Regions from separate parts of the Homo sapiens genome. Here region 2 is linked to region 1. The links are chromatin loops, found by intact Hi-C in ENCODE. Cell type or tissue: Caco-2. All regions are shown on one strand. Links, peaks and the distances in the headings refer to the core of each region. The heading gives the core; the rest is flanking DNA.

Evidence for each region. Peaks named below come from ENCODE experiments on the same cell type or tissue, not always from the same donor. Only the 100,000 strongest peaks of a DNase experiment are listed, where the experiment ranks them.
Region 2: a loop joins it to region 1, with 2.2 times the contacts of the local background. A loop is called at or near these places in 3 of 110 quality-filtered maps.

The regions. Positions count from the first base shown.
Region 1 is chrX:10,828,242-10,837,229 of GRCh38, forward strand. It overlaps a transcript of MID1 not described here. Among named protein-coding and RNA genes, the nearest start is that of MID1, 210 kb to the left of the region's middle. In Caco-2, for the core only: no CTCF peak of the experiment used is centred there; a DNase peak (open chromatin) is centred at 5,510; H3K4me3 peaks cover 2,974 bases.
Region 2 is chrX:10,751,170-10,760,157 of GRCh38, forward strand. It overlaps a transcript of MID1 not described here. Among named protein-coding and RNA genes, the nearest start is that of MID1, 140 kb to the left of the region's middle. In Caco-2, for the core only: no CTCF peak of the experiment used is centred there; DNase peaks (open chromatin) are centred at 4,472 and 5,402.

The sequences.
Region 1 (8,988 bases), core at 620-8,619:
AAGAGTGAACTCTTGCCAAGATATGTTAGCGCATGGGATACATTCTCTCCACATCTTGGACGCCACATCAGATTAAATGTTACATTCTGCTGGGGTAGGGTGTTGGTGGATGGGGAATTAGAGAAAGAGACTGGGGTCTGAGGGTAATCTAGGGGGGCAAGTGGCTTTTACCAATGAATTTGCTAGCCCAGCTCCTCCCGCCATTGCTGGTGAAAAAGATTTCAAGCTGTTAAATTAATAAGTATGAAGTGAGTATTTTTTTGCTTTATAAAATACGGTACTTTTGAGAAAACACCTTAAAAGGGGGAAATCTACATTGAGAAGACGTAGATTGCTAGAGAAGAAAGAAGTCTTTAGAGCAAGGGTGTCAAACACAAAAACCTACAAGGGACAAACAGGTAACACCAATAAACAGAGGACATGGTGTAAGACATTAGAAGGTATATCATGCTTCACTGAAACACAAATTTTAAATCATTGAGTGGGCAAAATTACATAAGGGCCACCAGTGTGCATCTGCTTCTACTTCTTCAACCCCTGAATTGTTTACTTGACGATGTGCCTAACTTATCCCCACCCATTTCAGATCCAGCCAATATTTACTGATTGGCCTCATGCCCAGCATTGTGCCAGGTACGTTCACAGACATGACCATTTTCAATACTCATAACCGTCCAATGAAGTGTGTATTTATGTCTCCATCGATAGATGAGGAAATTGAATCCCTGAGAAGTTTAAAATGTCTTGGCCAAACCCACCATTCATTGCTCTGGAAGAAACTTGGGAAACACTACCATTCTTTTGTTTCTTAACATTGAGCCAAGGATATCAGTTCGAGTAAACTTGTTATCTGTTCTCTGGTAGTTTATATGCTGTTTTGTTCCCCCAAGGCAATACATGATGAGTGTGTCAGTACAGATATAAATAACTGCACAATTAGATACTCAGGGGGAGAAATAATTTTGGTTAAAATAATCAAGGCCTCTGTTGCAGAACAATAGCTATAAATAATTCAGCCTTTTCTGGCTCAGGCTCTTTGACCAAAATTCCAATTCTGTCACGTGTTAAAACTCAAACTGTCAATTTGAGGAGGCTCTGCTTAATTTCATTTTTGTCTCAAGTTTAGACAAGTGAAGAGCAACTCACAAGAGAGTGTGAGTATACTCAACTCACACACAGTTAGAACCATTCTTTATGCAGCTTCAGCTATTATGTACCATGCATTTCTGAAAATGCTATATTCCCCAAAGCACAGCAATCCATTTTTATTTTCTTTTAAAATAAAAATAACATTAAATGAACCATTGACATTAATATTTATAGTAACTCAATGTCTTTGAAAGGTTCATTCACAGAAGATTCCCTTATATGTGATTGCAAGCAATTAATTTAAAAACGGAAATGTACTTTTACATTTAACTAGAAGTCATAGTCCTGACTATCACCTCACCAGCTAACCTTTCCTCAAATATAAATATATTTTAAATTGGTTTTACTAATGCCCTAGGTACTTGGAAAATCCTACTGGTGCAAACTCATTATTAATTCATAGTCCCCAATTCTAAGCCTTACAGGTATGACCTTAGAAGTAATGGCAGCTGCTCTTGCCTACTTTATAAGAATTGTTACCGAAACTTGTACGCTAATAATTTCCAGTGATTACAAGCCATTATAAAAGCTCTCAAGTTACCTAGTACTATGGAAATAGCTCTTCTCCATGTGGCACCCCAGGAATACTTGACAACCCCAAAGAGAGTGGTTTTGAAAATTACATTAACAAAATATAAACTGGCATCATCCAACTCTCAGTTATTTATAGATGCTCTGCAGGGAGAATCAAGTGGTCCTTCCTCTATAAGCACACCAAGTTTATTGGCATCTACCTGGCATTATCTGACATGGAGATCATCTGGTCAGTGAAAGCATGAATATCTTGACGTATCAGTTACTTGTTCATTGCCCACCAGTGTTTTGTGGCCACCAGTTGGGAAGCTCTGATTTAGAGAACGATTAGCAAAAGAGTGAGTGATCAAGTAAGTTTGCAGCAAATCATGTTTCACATCTTGCACCATTCAGGTAATGAGATTTCTCTTTGCAGAAATGCTATCCATTGCATGAAGACTTGGTTTAAATTCATCTGTCTCTTATATACCCATTTTTCCTCCAGAGTACTTAGCATAGGACTTCAAAAGGCACTCAATAAATATTTGCTGAATGAATGTAACAGGAATTAATAATGCAAAAAATGTTTTTGAAAGATAATCGATGTCAAATGGTAGGCAGAGGAAGCCAGAGAAAGTTCACCAGTGATAGAAATGCTGTGTACAAATTTGGTACAGTGCCCAAGAAAAGGATTTGAATTTAACAAATAACCTTTAAAGCCAGGTTCTTTTATGTCCATCGCCCCTGGACTAAGCCATATTAGTGGTGGGAGAATCCCAGCCAAACAAACCCTGATAGCAGTTTGAGAAAGGGAAGTATAAGCAATAACCAAATGTTAGAAAGGATTCCATGAAGCACTTTGCCATCAGTTGTTCAGGAAACTTCTAAGAATAGAATAGCACACACACATACACACATTATAGAACACATCATTAAATTCTTTATAAAATAAAGAGGACAAACTGGATAACATGTAGAGGGCCTTAACACTCTCATGATTGCATGAGCCCCCAGGCCCAAGTTAATACAGTGTTGGGGTATTTTGACTGGTTTGATCAATATTCTGGGCCTAGATTGTCAAAGGCAGTTTCCTAACTTTAGCACATCATGACAGAGAAATTGATGCAATCTGCACCATATATGGAGGTAAACTGATGAAGCTATGTGATCCAGAAATAACCTTCCAGGGATCAGCTCAGGCCAGCCACAGCCTGATGGCCCATGTGCCAAGAGGGGTTAACAGCTGGGTATGTCTGCAACCCACTCATCATTTACCAGTGCTCTGAGGTCCATCCATTGAGAAGCTTTGTTTTAAAGAATGTTTCTCAAAATGATCAGCCTAGAAATGAGCCATCAAGTAAGTTTGCAGCAAACCATACTTCATATGGTGCACACTATACTTCTCTCAGGGAGTCAAAACACGTATTAATAAATGAACATATTAAGGCTCTGAGAAGACCTATTTCCCATTGTTTGTTTGTTTTTGTCCAGTATTTTCCAACCTCTTTTAACCAGGGCACCTACTAACATCTTGCAGATCTACGGAGGCTGCCGATTGGTTAAACCCTCCATGCAAGCACGCAGTACTGTGACTTGAAAAGGGTCAATGCAACAATATAGGTCCTAACTGTCTTTAATTGGAGGATTAGTTCAGACACTGGAAAAACTTTAATCTTTAAGAAGGAATCCTCCTGGAACTTTGTTAATACTAAAGTGTTAAATACCATAAACAATATTATTACCCCCAAACAGGCTGCTGAGGAGCCGGGGATGAGTAGATTCTAGCCGTGAGACTCCCAGTAATCTGCAGTAATTCATATGCCACTGGCAAGGATAATTCTAAACATGAGATCCAAAAACCCTATGCATACACCGCCCCCTTGCCCTCCTTACCCCAGGAGACTTATCTGTCTTTCTGGTTATATATTCCCTTGGCTGTTAGTGTAATTAGTGTATAATAACTATGTACATATCAACTCACAGGAAAAACGGCAGACGTGCTGGCTGATTTGGCTTGGGGCCATCTCATCAGCAGGGTGAGAAAACCTGGTATTAAACCATCTGTTATTAACTGTATATTCTAAAACAGTGTTTTGTGTCTCCTGGGTTGCTGACTCCCATCGACAGCAACAGAATGTCAAGACTCATATTTTTCTGAGCAGCACTGAAAAGATAAACTTTAAAACATTTGCATTGTCCCTTCTGTTCTGCGGCTTGTGCTATTAAGAATTTTATTTACTAAAGTGTCTATTGTATTATACACGGTGCTTTTCTATGTTTCATTCTCACAGAGGTGAACAAGTTTCATTTAAACTGTGTCCTTGCGAAAGTTATGCTTTCTAGAGTCAAAGATCCTAGAGAAAATTGGCCATAGCTTTTGTCCTTATGACTAGGCAGTTGCCAATGCCTGTTTGAAATCAATAGTCTCACTAGGGAATGGACTATGACTTGCATTTTTTAAAAACGTGGTCATTTTCTCAAATCTCCTTGTTTGCACTGATTACTTTTCTTTAAATTAACTTAAGCAATTAATTTCATAATATCAGAAATCTGAAATTGAGTCTTTGTGCCACTTGTTGCAGTCAGTAGCACAAACCTGCTCCCAAAACTCAGGATAAAGTCTGTATATGACAGAAAACAACAGTATTCCTTTGAAAGACGAGCAGTCAAATCATTCAACACAATTATCCAAGTTAATTCAACTCAAAAAACCACATCACCATGAAAAAATAAAAATAAATTTTTTTACCTGATTCCAAATCACTTTTGACAGCTATAAAAAATTGACTTTCTTTGCAAAAGTTTTACCTATGCCCCAGAACTCAGCTGAAACATTTTTTTTCCTTTCCCAGTTGTCTCTTACAATTGGCTGTTCCCAAGTATAATTAAAATTTCCCTGCAAGTCTGTTAAACACTTTCACATTTCCATGTTTAATTACATTCAGATTGAGATTTTTGTACACATATAGAATATAGCCAGATTTTAACTCAATTGACCACAATACCTTTGACATAAAGCCTTTATTCACCGTTCTCGCCATATATATAAATAGACATACGCTCCTTGTCAAAACGCAAGAGCGAGTTTCTTTACATTGTCTAGAACAAAGAGGCCAGCTCGGCTTCTATTTTTCCTCAGTGTCTCAGAAGGTGTCCTTTATTACATATGCAGGATGCAAGGATTTTGCTGCTGCGTGAATGAAAAATGATACCTTCAGACTGCCTTTTTAGTGACAAATTACGCTTTTGCAGAATATCACACTGCCTGTGGTTTTAAAAACCCCATTTAGATTTACTATCACTTCCTTGGGGACTCAGCCTTCCTCACAAAGCACCCCAAGGCTAATTTCCACTGTTTTAGAGTGTAACAAAGATGAGAAAGTTTGCTCATCACGACAGTATAGAAACGCTTGCCTAGGAAAAACACTCTCTGGAATGTCTAAAGTGCTAAAAATCATTGCCTCTGTGGATTTTCGGTGTGCAAAACAGGCAGAAAAAGTTGTCTGGAGGTATTCGCAAAGCATTGTATTTGTTCAGGAAGGAGCTGTGGGGTTAGAGGCTGAGCAACGCCTCTTACTTTGCTTCCTGGGTGAGAGCAGACAGGCGTGCCACTTAGCAGAAGCAAGCAGAGAGAGAGTGGTAAGACTCACCAGCTTCCCCATTTTTCCCAGGATGGGGGTTTTTGTTCCTCAGTTCTGATCTGGAAGAGACAAACCTGTAGGTCCTTCAAGCAGGCTGGGCTGGGGCAAGTGCCGGCTCTTTGCCTCGGATCAGCTGAATGGCTGGGGCGTTCAGGAAGCTTGCTCTGTCCAGCTCGGAATCACTCCCCCTCTCCAGGGTGTGTGCTTACACGCCTCTCAGTCAGCGCAAAAATCCGCCAAACTCAGGTCAGCCTAACAGGTTTCCTTATATAGGTAAACATGAATTGCATTCCTGGTGAAAGAAGTTAACTAGGAATCCTGGTAACCTGGTTAACTCTATACACACCAGAATGGCTCAGAGTTGATCAGCCTGCGTAGGGGTTTGGTTGCAGTACAAAGGGATTTGTGCAATTTAATTAAAATCATCTTTATCCTGGCAGTCTGTAAAATTGGCCCTTGTAGTGTGACTGTGAGTCAACAGTTAGTATTTTATATCATGGGCTGTGACCAGCCTCATATTATCTGAAGGCATTGTAGGGGAAAAAAGTGTAACATTTTATAAGTTGTCTTTCATGTTTTTAAAACCAGGGTAATTGAACTTGAGATTATTTTCAAAGAAGTGAATAGAACATGTGACAGAAAGAGAATGTGAATAAACCTCCATCAAATAAGGCTCAAATCCTTATTTGAGCATAGTAACGAATAGTTATTCAACTTTCCCAGGCCTTTGGTAGATAATGCAATACAATCATTTTGCGTTTTCTCCCTTTACAATGCAGTAATTGCTACTGTATTTTTTGATGGGCAAAATGACAGATAATGACATCTATTCCAATAACAACCCTCCTAAGCCCACATGCTGATGTGTTATTTGATGGTTTCAGGAAAGAAATCTAAGACTTGCGAATTTGCATACTTGTATGTAAACATTTTTAAACAACTTCCTCGATTTAAGAAGATAAGAAAATATATCTTCAAAAGAACTCTATAGCTCTTCCCCTTACATTTTATCTACTACTTAGTAAAGTAATAATTTTAAAAAATTCTAGCCAATTCCACTGAAGACAATATGGAGACTTGAGACTTTCCTGTGTACTAGAGATGAAGATTGTCTGCTAAAAAGGACCTATCTCAAAATGAAACACTTGTTTTTATTTCATCCATGGGTTGACTGCTCCTTGAGTAGTGACAACCTTATTAAAAACAGCTCAAGGCTGTTTTAGGTCTCTGTTTAGGACAGGCGAGATAATGAATCTTCTGATGCCACCTAAGTGAGCACCAACACAAACCAATGTCAAAAAGTTTCTGCCGAGATGAGTAAGGAACAAAAATTGCACTGCCAGGAAGGGTAACTATTTTTGAATAGCAATTTCCACTGGGAAAAACTTTTGCATACAATTTCTCTTCTTATCTCTGCAGGAACACTGTGAAGTGTGTAGTATTTCCTCTTCACAATAATAAAGTTGGCTTACAGAGATAAAGTGATTGGTCCAAAGTCTCATGATCAGTTTTTGGCAAATCCAAAACCCCAGATAAAGAATTTAACTCCAATAGCATTTCCCAAAATAGAATCAACTTTAAGAGACAGAAGAACATTAAAATGGCAATTTTCCATTTTCAAATATAATTTTTAATAATCATATGTCCAGAGAATTTAAATGCAATATACAAACTTATTAAAATACTTTTTATAAAGTCATAACTTACTGTTAACATGACTCCCTTTAAATGTCTCCAGAAAGATCATAAAATGAGATAGAGAGTGTATTTTTATTGAATATAAATTTGGGTTATAAAATATTATGAAAATATAACTTGGCAAATATTGCACACATTTTTCTGTTCACAGTACTCACATCTCTATTGTATCAAGTTAAGATTCATCCTGATTCCTCCACTGGAAGGAATATCAGTGTTTTCTACTTACTGGGTTTTCATTAATCTTAAATGAAACTCTGTACCATGCTAGGTAAATGGCTTTCACTAATATAGTCCATTTATGATCTGCACTCTTTGTGTCCTCATAATTCCCACTGAAGTAAGTTCTGTTTATGTAGAAACTTTAGACTTTATTAACAGGTTGTTGCAAGACAAAGAATGCATTTTTTTTTCCCAGGGCAGGCTAAACCTCTAAATGCCTTAAGCTGGCCTCCAAATTTGTTCTTACAATTCTTTTTTTTTTCTTTCTCTTTTTTTTTGAGATGGAGTCTTGCTCTGTCATTCAGGCTGGAGTGCAGTGGCACGATCTCGGCTCACCGCCACCTCTGCCTCCTGGGGTCAAGCAATTCTCCTGCCTCAGCCTCCTGAGTAGCTGGGATTACAGGCCCCTGCCACAACGCCCAGCTACTTTTTGTATTTTTAGTAGAGATGGAGTTTCACCATGTTGGCCAGGCTGGTCTCAAACTCCTGACCTCAGGTGTTCCTCCCGCCTCGGCCTACCAAAGTGCTGGGATTATAGGCATGAGCCACTGTGCCTGGCCTGTTCTTACAATTCTAAGCAAACAATCATTTAGGCTTTAAACACAAAATATCATAGGCTATAACTGTTGAATTGGAAGGTCAAAATGAAATTTGGATCTCAAAGTAGCATATTTCAGAGAGGAAATACAATCCTCTGCTAAATCCATTTTAGAGGCCTCAAGAAATGGTTTGGGAAAGTCTGGATCACTGAAGCAGCATGAATTCAACCTAACCATAGAGGACCCCAGTGAAAGAGTACTTACAGCTAAATAATTACACCATGCCAAAAAATAGCACTTATGGGAAACTAAATAAAATACAAGACCTATTTGAAGGGGAGAAAATATCATTGTGGTTTGAAGAAAACATCAGGGGATAGAGTTTAGAAATTCCTAATGATATATAACTAATGAGTAGTTGAGCTACAATTTAAAACACACTGCATCAGACTCCAGAAAGCTCACTATTTCTATGCACCCTGAGTGTACCACAGTAGCCAAAAAAGAGCAGATGACTTAGAGTCCAAAGATATTTCAATTCCAGTTCCATCTCTTGGATGTGTGACCTTGGATACATAATGCTTCTGAGCTTCACCTGCCAGTGGAAGTGAAAATGGCTCAACATATTAGATTTCTGAAAGTACCTAAGGAGATTTCATTTCAATCATTCTTCATATATCTGTTGACATTTCTTATGGTCCAGGCATTCTGCTACATCCTAGGAGTAACGCCATAAAGAAGCTTGGCACGTTCCCCACCCTCATGGAGCTTACAGTCTTACAGAAAAGACTGTGTATATCTATATTATGGGATGTGAAAATCTAATGTTTTCCTAAATTTCTCACAACACAAGAATGTCTAATTGAAGTTCCATATAAATATAGCAATATTAATAAATGAATGATGTCCAAGCAACAGCTTTCACTGTAGTTAGTGCAAGTTACTCTTACTAACCTGAGGTGGACCTTACCATGATTAGACTGGGTAGACCCGGGCTGAGCCAAATCAGATAAATACTGGGGGAAAGTAAAACTTGATGCATCAGCCGTATCATGACAATGTCCTTTTATCTAACAACTGAGGAGGACAATTAGATGCAACTTGAAAGCATCTTGAAGATGCTCAGGAAGCTGGATGGACAATGGAGTGATTTTTCTTATTCATTCTGCACATAAAGAAGTGATGGAAAAGCATAAGAAAAATTTCCTAAATATTGTAATCAGTTA
Region 2 (8,988 bases), core at 586-8,585, 77 kb before region 1:
TGGGAGAATCAATTGAACCCAGGAGGCGGAGATTGCAGTGAGCCGAGATTGCACCACTGCACTCCAGCCTGGGTGACAGAACAAGACTCCATCTCAAAAAAAAAAGAAAGAAAGAAAAAAGAAAATTATAAAAAATATCAATGTAGTGTACACTGTTTCACTTAGACATTTCTTAAAACAAGGGTCTTGGCCAGGCATGGTGGCTCATGCCTGTAATCCTAACACTTTGGGAGGTCGAGGTGGGCAGGTCACTTGCACACAGGAGTTCAAGACCAGCCTGGGCAACATGACAAAACCCTGTCTGTATGAAAAAATACAAAAATTAGCTGGGCATGCCTGTGGTCCCAGCTACTCAGGAGGCTGACATGGGAGGATCGCTTGAGCCCAAGAGGTTGAGCCTTCAGTGAGCTAAGATCATGCCACTGCACTACAGCCTGGGTGACAGAGGAGGAGACCTTGTCAACAACAATAACAACACCAATCAACCAAACCACAAAAGGGTCTTCATTGTCTGAAATAAAAAGGAAATTTCAAGCCCCATTTTTGGTCAACTGTCAGCATTTGCCCTCTTTGGCCCCTCTTAAGGTTTCAGAAGAAACACCCACTGATATGGTTTAGATATTGTCCCCTCCAAATCTCATGCCGAAATGTGACCCCCAATATTGGAGGAACCCAGTAGGAGGTGGATCATGCGGGTGGATCACTCAAGAATGGCTTAGCACTATCCCCTTGGTGATAAGTGACTCCTTGCTCAGTTAGTTCACATGAGATCTGGTTGTTTAAAACAGTCTGGGACCTCCCCCTTCTCTCTCTTGCTCCCTCTCTTGCCATGTGACATGGCTGCTCTCCCTTCCTCTTCCACCATGACTGTAAGCTTCCTCAGGCCCTCACTGGAAGCAGATGCTGGCACCATGCTTCCTGTACAGCCTGCAGAACTGTGAGCCTAAATACATTTATTTTCCCTATAAATTACCTAGTCTCAGGTATTCCTTTAGAGCAATGCAAACAGACTAACATGCTCACCTCTCCACAGTGTCCACTCCTCTCCTCAAGTCATAGGAAGCCAGGGAGCTTCTCTTGTAAGGAAACTTGCTTCACATACCAGCAGAGTTTGGAAATAGTTTTCTTTACTCCAAAGAAGCCAAGGTAAGAAGTATAGTGCAGGGGGCAAGCATGCGAATTCTTGTGTCAGTCTACCTACTTCGAATCCTACTCAATTCTTAAAAGCTATGACACCTTAGGCAGGTTACCCAGAGTTCCTGTGCCTCACATTGGTACCTAAAAAATGGGATAATCATAATACCTGTGTCACAGAACTGTTGAGAGGATTAAATGAGAAAATACAGGGCCATCTTTCTGGTAGATAAAGCATTGTCAATCTGGTAGATAGCCCCAAATAGCCTATTTGCCTAGAATCCTGCAAGAGCCCATGGAAGCCAACTGCCTAGATACCTTCTTTCTTGGCCTCCTTATTTTCCAGATTTCTCCATCCCCTGCATGGAAACTGGTACTCAAGGGTGACGTTGCTCTGTAGTGTAGCCTATTAGGTGAGGACAGGTTTTTCTACCTCTCTTGCTTACCTCATCTCTCAGAGTCTTGACCCTACTATGGTTTTCTCTTAAAAAAATTCTTGAAATGACTTTTCTAATTTCAAGTTATAACACATCTGAAATTAACTTGCCCAGTTACAACACATCTGAAATTCTAAAGGCCCTTCCCCTACCTGTCGTGCAAATCCCCTTCCGTCTAGTCTCTGGCCTAAAACCAGTTGAGATGGACCCTCCTCCTCGGGAAGTCCTGCCTCTTTCTGAAGGCAGGGTGCCTGCTGAATCTGGTCCCTGTGGCCCTGTTTGCTCAAATGGCTTCTGCAGTTTTAAGGGGAAGTTGGAATAAGACATGTGAAAAGGGGAGGGTGGAAACTGAAATCTTAAAAGACAAAACAAATGAGCACTGAGCCCCCAGCTTGCACATGTAAATCCATGGGAATCAAAGGCTTGCAGAACGGTGGCAGTAGTCGGCTGTCTAACTGGGAGGATGAACAGTATGCTATGTGCTGATTTGGCTGAAAAGACTGTCTTCCCTAGTAAGCAAATTATTGATTATAAACTGTTATGATTCCTTCGGAGCCATTGTGGCCAACCATATTATTCCATCTGCCTTAAATGCCTGCTGTGTTCCCATGCCAAAACCCTTATGAAATTTCCACTGGAAAAAAAAAATGAGTAGCAAATTCAGGTCTCAGTGCTCATATATAATTTCAGATTTCATTAATAGTTATTAAATATATGCCCTGAGGAAGGATAAAGTTCCTCATATGAATGGAAAGAGAATTGAATTTATAAATAAGGTGATTCTGTTTTCAAGGACTGTTCATTAGACACATCCAGTGCACACTTCAAAAAAAAAAACATTTAAATGAAAGGTGTTTAAAATCTCACAGGATAAAAAGCAATGCAATGTTGGGAAAAGATAGGCTTGCTCAAAAAAATTTTAAAAATGACTAATTCGGAAACATTTCTCTCTGCCTGGAGTTTGAAAATGAACTTTGGGGAAAATTCAAAAAAGTTGTAAAATATTTTTATATCGTGTCCCCAAAATATCCACATCTAGAAAATAGTGATGCATGTATTGGTAGGTGGCAAACTGGATGCTAAAAGCATGTTGAAAATTGGTATTAATCTTTTTTAAAAGCTACAATTATAAAAATAATAAAATAGGGTATTTAAGTAATTTTGACTAAGCGAAGCCCTTTGAAGTTTTAGGCTACTAAGCCACATAACCTGGACAATAACTTCTGTAGTGGGAGTTGTCAAAAGTCCAAGTAAAAAATTCAAATCCTTTTCAGACCTGTCACAAATCTCCTGAAAAGCTGTACAAATGGTGTAGTTCTAGCTTAATGTGAATAAGCAGATAGAGAAGGTTTGAAAGAGATATTTAAGTTGGCAAAAGTTCAGAAGAACAGAGTGGTTGGTTTGGTTTTTGTTTTTGTTTTGTTATGAGGGCAAATAAAATATTTGCCTGAGTGCTGAATTCCTGAAGAGAGATATTGTTGAACTGAAGACATTTTTGGATCAGGTGAGTTCTCTTATTTCCACTGAATTGTCTTATTAGAAAAGAATAGACAAGAGAGTTTTTTTTTGTTTTTTGTTTTTTGTTTTTTTTGTCATCTGTCAGCCTGCTGGTACATCAGCTGCCACCAGAGATAAAACGTACAGAATACCTTCAGACGTTGTGGGTTCAAATGTTAGCTTTTCTCACTGAAAAATGTACTCTGCTATATTTTATGGGAAAAAAATGCTGTTGTAAATAACCTTAACATAACTGTTGAAGCAATGAAGACAATTTTTCTATTTGAATTTTATCTCGTAAGACCCCCTGAAATGAAATTTTATCTTTTAAAATAAACACTTCCCAAACAGAGAGAGACTGAGATCAATTAAGCCTTCCCTCCTGCTTTATCTTGTTTTCATTTCCCGAGTGAGCGAGGTGCACTGTATGATGGTGATGCGATTAGCCGGGTGTGTGGGACCAGAGGGCCATTTTCTATGGCCCTGCAATCTCCATGATCAGTCTAGGGTCTAGGGAACATTTCCCTTGGAAAGTTCACATTACCTCAAGTGAAAAGTCTCGTTATTGAAAAACAGTAATTATTTAGTTGCAAAATATATTAAACATAATTCTTATTTTTATTGTTTTGCTAGGTAGCTAAATTCAAAGTTGTCACTAAACATATGAAAATGTTGGGTTTTATATTACCCTTAAAATATGTTTTCGTATAAGTTTGATTCTAAGATATGTGATTTTTACCAGGCTGTTGCTCATACCAACAGTCCAACTCCAGAGAACTTGCAGGAAAAGTTTGAAAAAGTAATCCTACAGTGACATTGATATAAGGGGATAAGCAAGAAAACGTTAGTGTAAATCCTATTTAGCTAGTTATAAGTTGGACTGTGGTTGAAGTTTGTTTGTAGATTGATGATTTAAACAGAGATGCTTTGGAAAAATAAGCAAAGTCCAAATTCAAATATGTCCCCTGTTAAGACATAGAGAAGTAAAAGTGATTCACGGAGAAGATTGCAGAAAACAAAAATCTACCTCCCTCTCTAGAACAGTAACAAAAGTAGAAAAACTGAAGAATATTGAAACATTTTCATTTTCCCGTATATAGATTTTTTTTTTGTTGTTGTTCAAGAGTTGCTGATGGGAGATAGTAACTAACCTGGCAATGAGAATGGAAAAATGAATTGTAAAAACCAAACAAATTAAATGTCAGATGATGCTTTCATGTAGCAAAGGGAGTTATCTGTCATTCCTCGAGAAGCATAAGAAAAAGAACAGATTTACCCCCTACTTCATGGCAAAGACATTTGGTAAAAGGCAGACTACAGCATGACTAAAACAGAATCTCACCACCCCCCAAGCCAGGGGTCGTTATCGACAGCATAAAAGCTCAGGTGGCAGCTGTGGAATTCCAAATGAACTAAGAAATGTGGAGCGAGCCAACCTAGTTCAGCGGGAAAGAATGTCAACAATTTCCCCATGGACTCCTGGGAGCCTGTTGTGAGCACATCTCTTTATAGCCTTCAGAGAAACAGAGGCATATGAAGAACAGCCCGGGGAACTGAGAAAGAGTTCCAGAAAGTTTAGAATGTCAGAGATGGCCCACTGAAGTAAAGAAATATGAGAACAAAATTGAGGTGGGGAAACTGGTGGAAAGGAGACAGTTTGCTTCTGTTTTCTGTTGCTAAATGCTTTCCTGTGCTTGCCCGCCCACATGCTCACAACTTATGAGGAAGCAAGAAAAGAAGCTGCACTTTGCAAAAAATATCTAATGAATAGAATTCTACTCTGTGATGTGAATCTATCACTAATTTTCTTGGTGACATGACACCACCTTAAGAAATGAAATGAACAAGATATCCAGGACATAATCACATTTCTCTGTATATGCACACATACAGCTTCATATGGACATGCAAAATTAAGAGCATATAGCATACGGCCACTTATGACAGGGCATTTCTATAGTCCATATAAATTAAGCTCCTTTGGAAGGAGAAAAAAATCCCATGCTACTTATTTATGCAAGTGTTTTCAAATAAGTTTCTCTATTTGATAAGTGTAATGTAATCATACACAAGCGAGCAATGAAATTAGAAATAAAGACATTGCATGTTAGGAGCAAAGTAGGCAATTTCATAAGGAGCTTTTAATTCTGAGAGCATTTCGAATGGAGTATTTGAATTGATTTTATCTAATTAATATGCTAAATTACAGTGAACAAAGAAAGACAAGTACAATCGTGTAGGGCATGTGGACTTGTAGCATTTCCAAGCAGGGAGGACCTTTGGGAGTCTCCAGTCCAACTCCCTCACTTCACAGACATTCCTACCATGTGAAGTCACACACACAAGCTCGGGTCAAGGCTACGTGTCCAGTCACTTATGTATGCATCAGAAGGGGGAGATAGACACACACTCAAACACACAGAGAAAGAACATGAAAAACAATGCAGCATACACTTGTGGCAATGTACTCTCCTGGAAGAAAACATACAGGTTTTGCAGAGAAGAGGGATTCATCAGATATAAAGTCAGGCCTTTATGTTGTGGGCTGAAAGCTCAGGTGGCATATATAGATTTCCAGATAAGCTAAAAATGACAAGTGTGCAGAATTCACTTGCAAAGGCTGCCAGCACTTTCCCGGGCATTGGACCCAAGTTGCATTGCCATGTTACCTCTCTGTTGTCCTAAGAAATTGAAGGTGCTCTCACCATGTTTGAAAACCTCCCAAATTAAAATCACCTCTATGACATGAATACCAGGAGCACCAGGTCTCAGTCTCCATAGCATTTTCATTGCTCCCTGCATGCACCCAGACATCTTAGCATGGTGGTCCTTGAACTTGGGCATCAGCCTCAGCTGGAGGGCTTGCCAAAACAGATTGTTGGGTTTGACCCCGTCAGAATTCCTGACTCAGTAAATCTGGGTGGGGCCTGAGAATCTGCATTTCTAACAAGTGTCCAGGTTGTGCTGCTGCTAGTGCAAGGATCACACTTGGATCCAACACACTGCACTAGCACAGCTTAGGTTTGCTGAAATTGGATTACCGAGTTGACAGATGAAAATGATTCTCTTTTATTGGACCACATAATGGATGTGTGCATCTGTCACCTGCAGATGAAAGTGGTGGCAAAATGTGAAATTTCTAGCATTGCCATCAGGAAAATATTGACAAGCATCATTAGGAAAATTTTCCAAAGCGGGGTTTAAATGATCTCCATGTGCAAGATCAATGGGATGGAACATCTTTTGAAAAGTTGTTTCATCAATGAAAACTAAAATGAATACTTGCTGCAATTGCTGAGGTTTATGCATGCAGTTCCAAGAAGTGTGGAGAATTTTTAAAAGTCATTTTTTTTGGATTAAATTAAGTATTTCTGAAACTATCTCATTAGAAAAGAACTTTTTCATTATTGAAACTTTACATCTGAACTCTTACTTTTTAAAGTATTACATAGTTTAAGCTGGATGTTCTTTTTCTTGGGTTTTACTTTTCAACAGGAAATGGAACTCTATCGAAATAAAGAAATAAATGTTCTGCTTACATGTGCTATTCTGAACAACGTAGTTATTTATAAAGGGGGGTTTCTATTTTTACTAACTCAATATGTACCAGAAAAAATTAATAATTTAAATACAGATTTGAAGACAACTCAAAATTTTATTAATCCTAATAATGGTTTTAAACCATATTAATGTACATCAATTGGTCTCATAAGTCACTTTATTTATTTATTTATTTATTTATTTTTGAGACAGGGTCTTACTCTGTCACCCAGGCTGGAGTGCAGTGGCATGATCTCCGCTTTGCAGCCTCCACTTCCCAGGCTCAAGTTATCCTTCCACCTCAGCCTCCCAAGCAGCTGGGACTACAGGCATATGCCAGCATGCCCTGCTTTTTTTTTTTTTTGTTTTGTATTTTTTGTAGAGATGGGGTTTTGCCATGTTGCCCAGGCTCGTCTGGAACTCCTGAGCTCAAGCAATCTGCCCGTCTCAGCCTCCCAAAGTACTGGGATTTCAGGTGTGAGCTACTGCACCTGGCCTCATAATTCACTTTATATTTTGCATTAAAACTAGTTTGTCTATCAAGACAGATAGAAAGTGTCCTTGTTCTAAATAGGTTTATTTGTTCTCCTTATTACCCTCATCTGAATCTGTAGGCCACTGACAAAGAGTTTTTTCAGGTCTCCAAATGACTCCATGTTTTCTTGAAACCAGTCTTTAAACAGTACTTTTTCTTTCTTTTCTTTCCTTTTTTTTTTTTTTTTTTTTTTTTTGAGACGGAGTCTCGCTCTGTCGCCCAGGCTGGAGTGCAGTGGCGTGATCTTGGCTCACTGCAAGCTCCGCCTCCCAGGTTCATGCCATTCTCCTGCCTCAGCCTCCCCAGTAGCTGGGACTACAGTTGCCCGCCACCACGCCCAGCTAATTTTTTTGTATTTTTAGTAGAGACGGGGTTTCACCAGTAGAGAGATGGTCTCGATCTCCTGACCTCATGATCCGCCCACCTCAGCCTCCCAAAGTGCTGGGATTACAGGCTTGAGCCACCGCGCCCGGCCTTTAAATAGTACTTTTTCTGTGTTGCTCTCCTCCAAATTTAACTAAAAGGGATTTTATGTCTTGTTTGTAAGCTTCAAGAAAAGCTGCAAAAATTTAAAGAATACAAATTAGAAATTATATCAATTTAACAAGCAAATGAAGCAAACAATTTAAAATCTGAACACAGTTTATTGCTTTTTCACCGGCAGGCAAATGATTATGTTCCCACAGTGTAAACTTTCCTATTTTGAGTCTTTTATCCTGTAAAACACTAATTCCTTTATCAGGAGGTCCCAAATAGAAAATACTCCTTTTTCAATGGACATTGACAACACGCATGTATGCTATTATTACGCACTGAAGGTATAGCTGAACTCATGCAATCTTGCTAGTAATTTCACTTTGGAGATTTGTGATAAGATATTGCCATAGAATGAGACTTTGAAGACATTTAGTCCTAAGCGAGTGCTGTTACTCAATTTTGCATAACAGTTTCACATTTGAAGGAGACCGAGGAAATGCTGGCGACGCAGGGCTGAGGCACAACTTTGATGTGGGGCCTCTTGGTAGTGGGCCAAGTGGTTCTAATTATTTTCAGAACTTTCTCTTGCAGTGGGAAGGAGTTGGAAAGAGGATCACATAGGCGCACAAATCTGGTTCCCAAAGTGAAGTGAGATGAGAAACGCTTCTGGTGATCTATGCCAGTGACGGGTGAGATAATCTTCCTTCCTTCCCCTTTGTGATGCCACTTTCAGCAGGATGCTTCTTCCTCTGCTCACCTGGAGCGCCTGTGACTTCTCTCTCCCTAGGGGACGGGGAGGGAGTGCCCTGATGTTTCTTCACTGCCTCCCTGGTCTTCCTCTGACCCCACCCTCCGCCACTCCCCCAACCCCATTTGTTTCTTAGCCACCTCTGTCATTTACATCACTGTGTTGCCTGCCCCATACAGGAATCTGCACCCATTTCATTTGCACAAGTTCCCATTCTCAACTCCTCTTTTCAGGGACAATTCAGCACTCAAGTTCTCTAGCATAAGAAATGCCTGTGTGGTTTGTAAAGCACAATTTACAAACAGATACAAAAAATTTTCTAAGCGAGTGAATTCAGTTGCTTGATACATTAGGCAAGAAGAGGCCAAATGGGAATCTGGGTTGGAGTTGTCCGCTGACTCCTGAGGACACTGATCTTCTCCTAGCGGACTCTCTCGCATAGTCGCTGCTAGCTTTGCACAAGCCTCTCTTCCAGGTACACATAAACTTTGTTGATGAAATCCTCATACCGTTCTGAGAAGCATTTTTTCCAACCAATCTGATTTTGGAGTTAAACACATTGCATCAAGTCGATCACAAATTACACCTGTGATAGATCAATGCTCAGTGCCTGACAATGT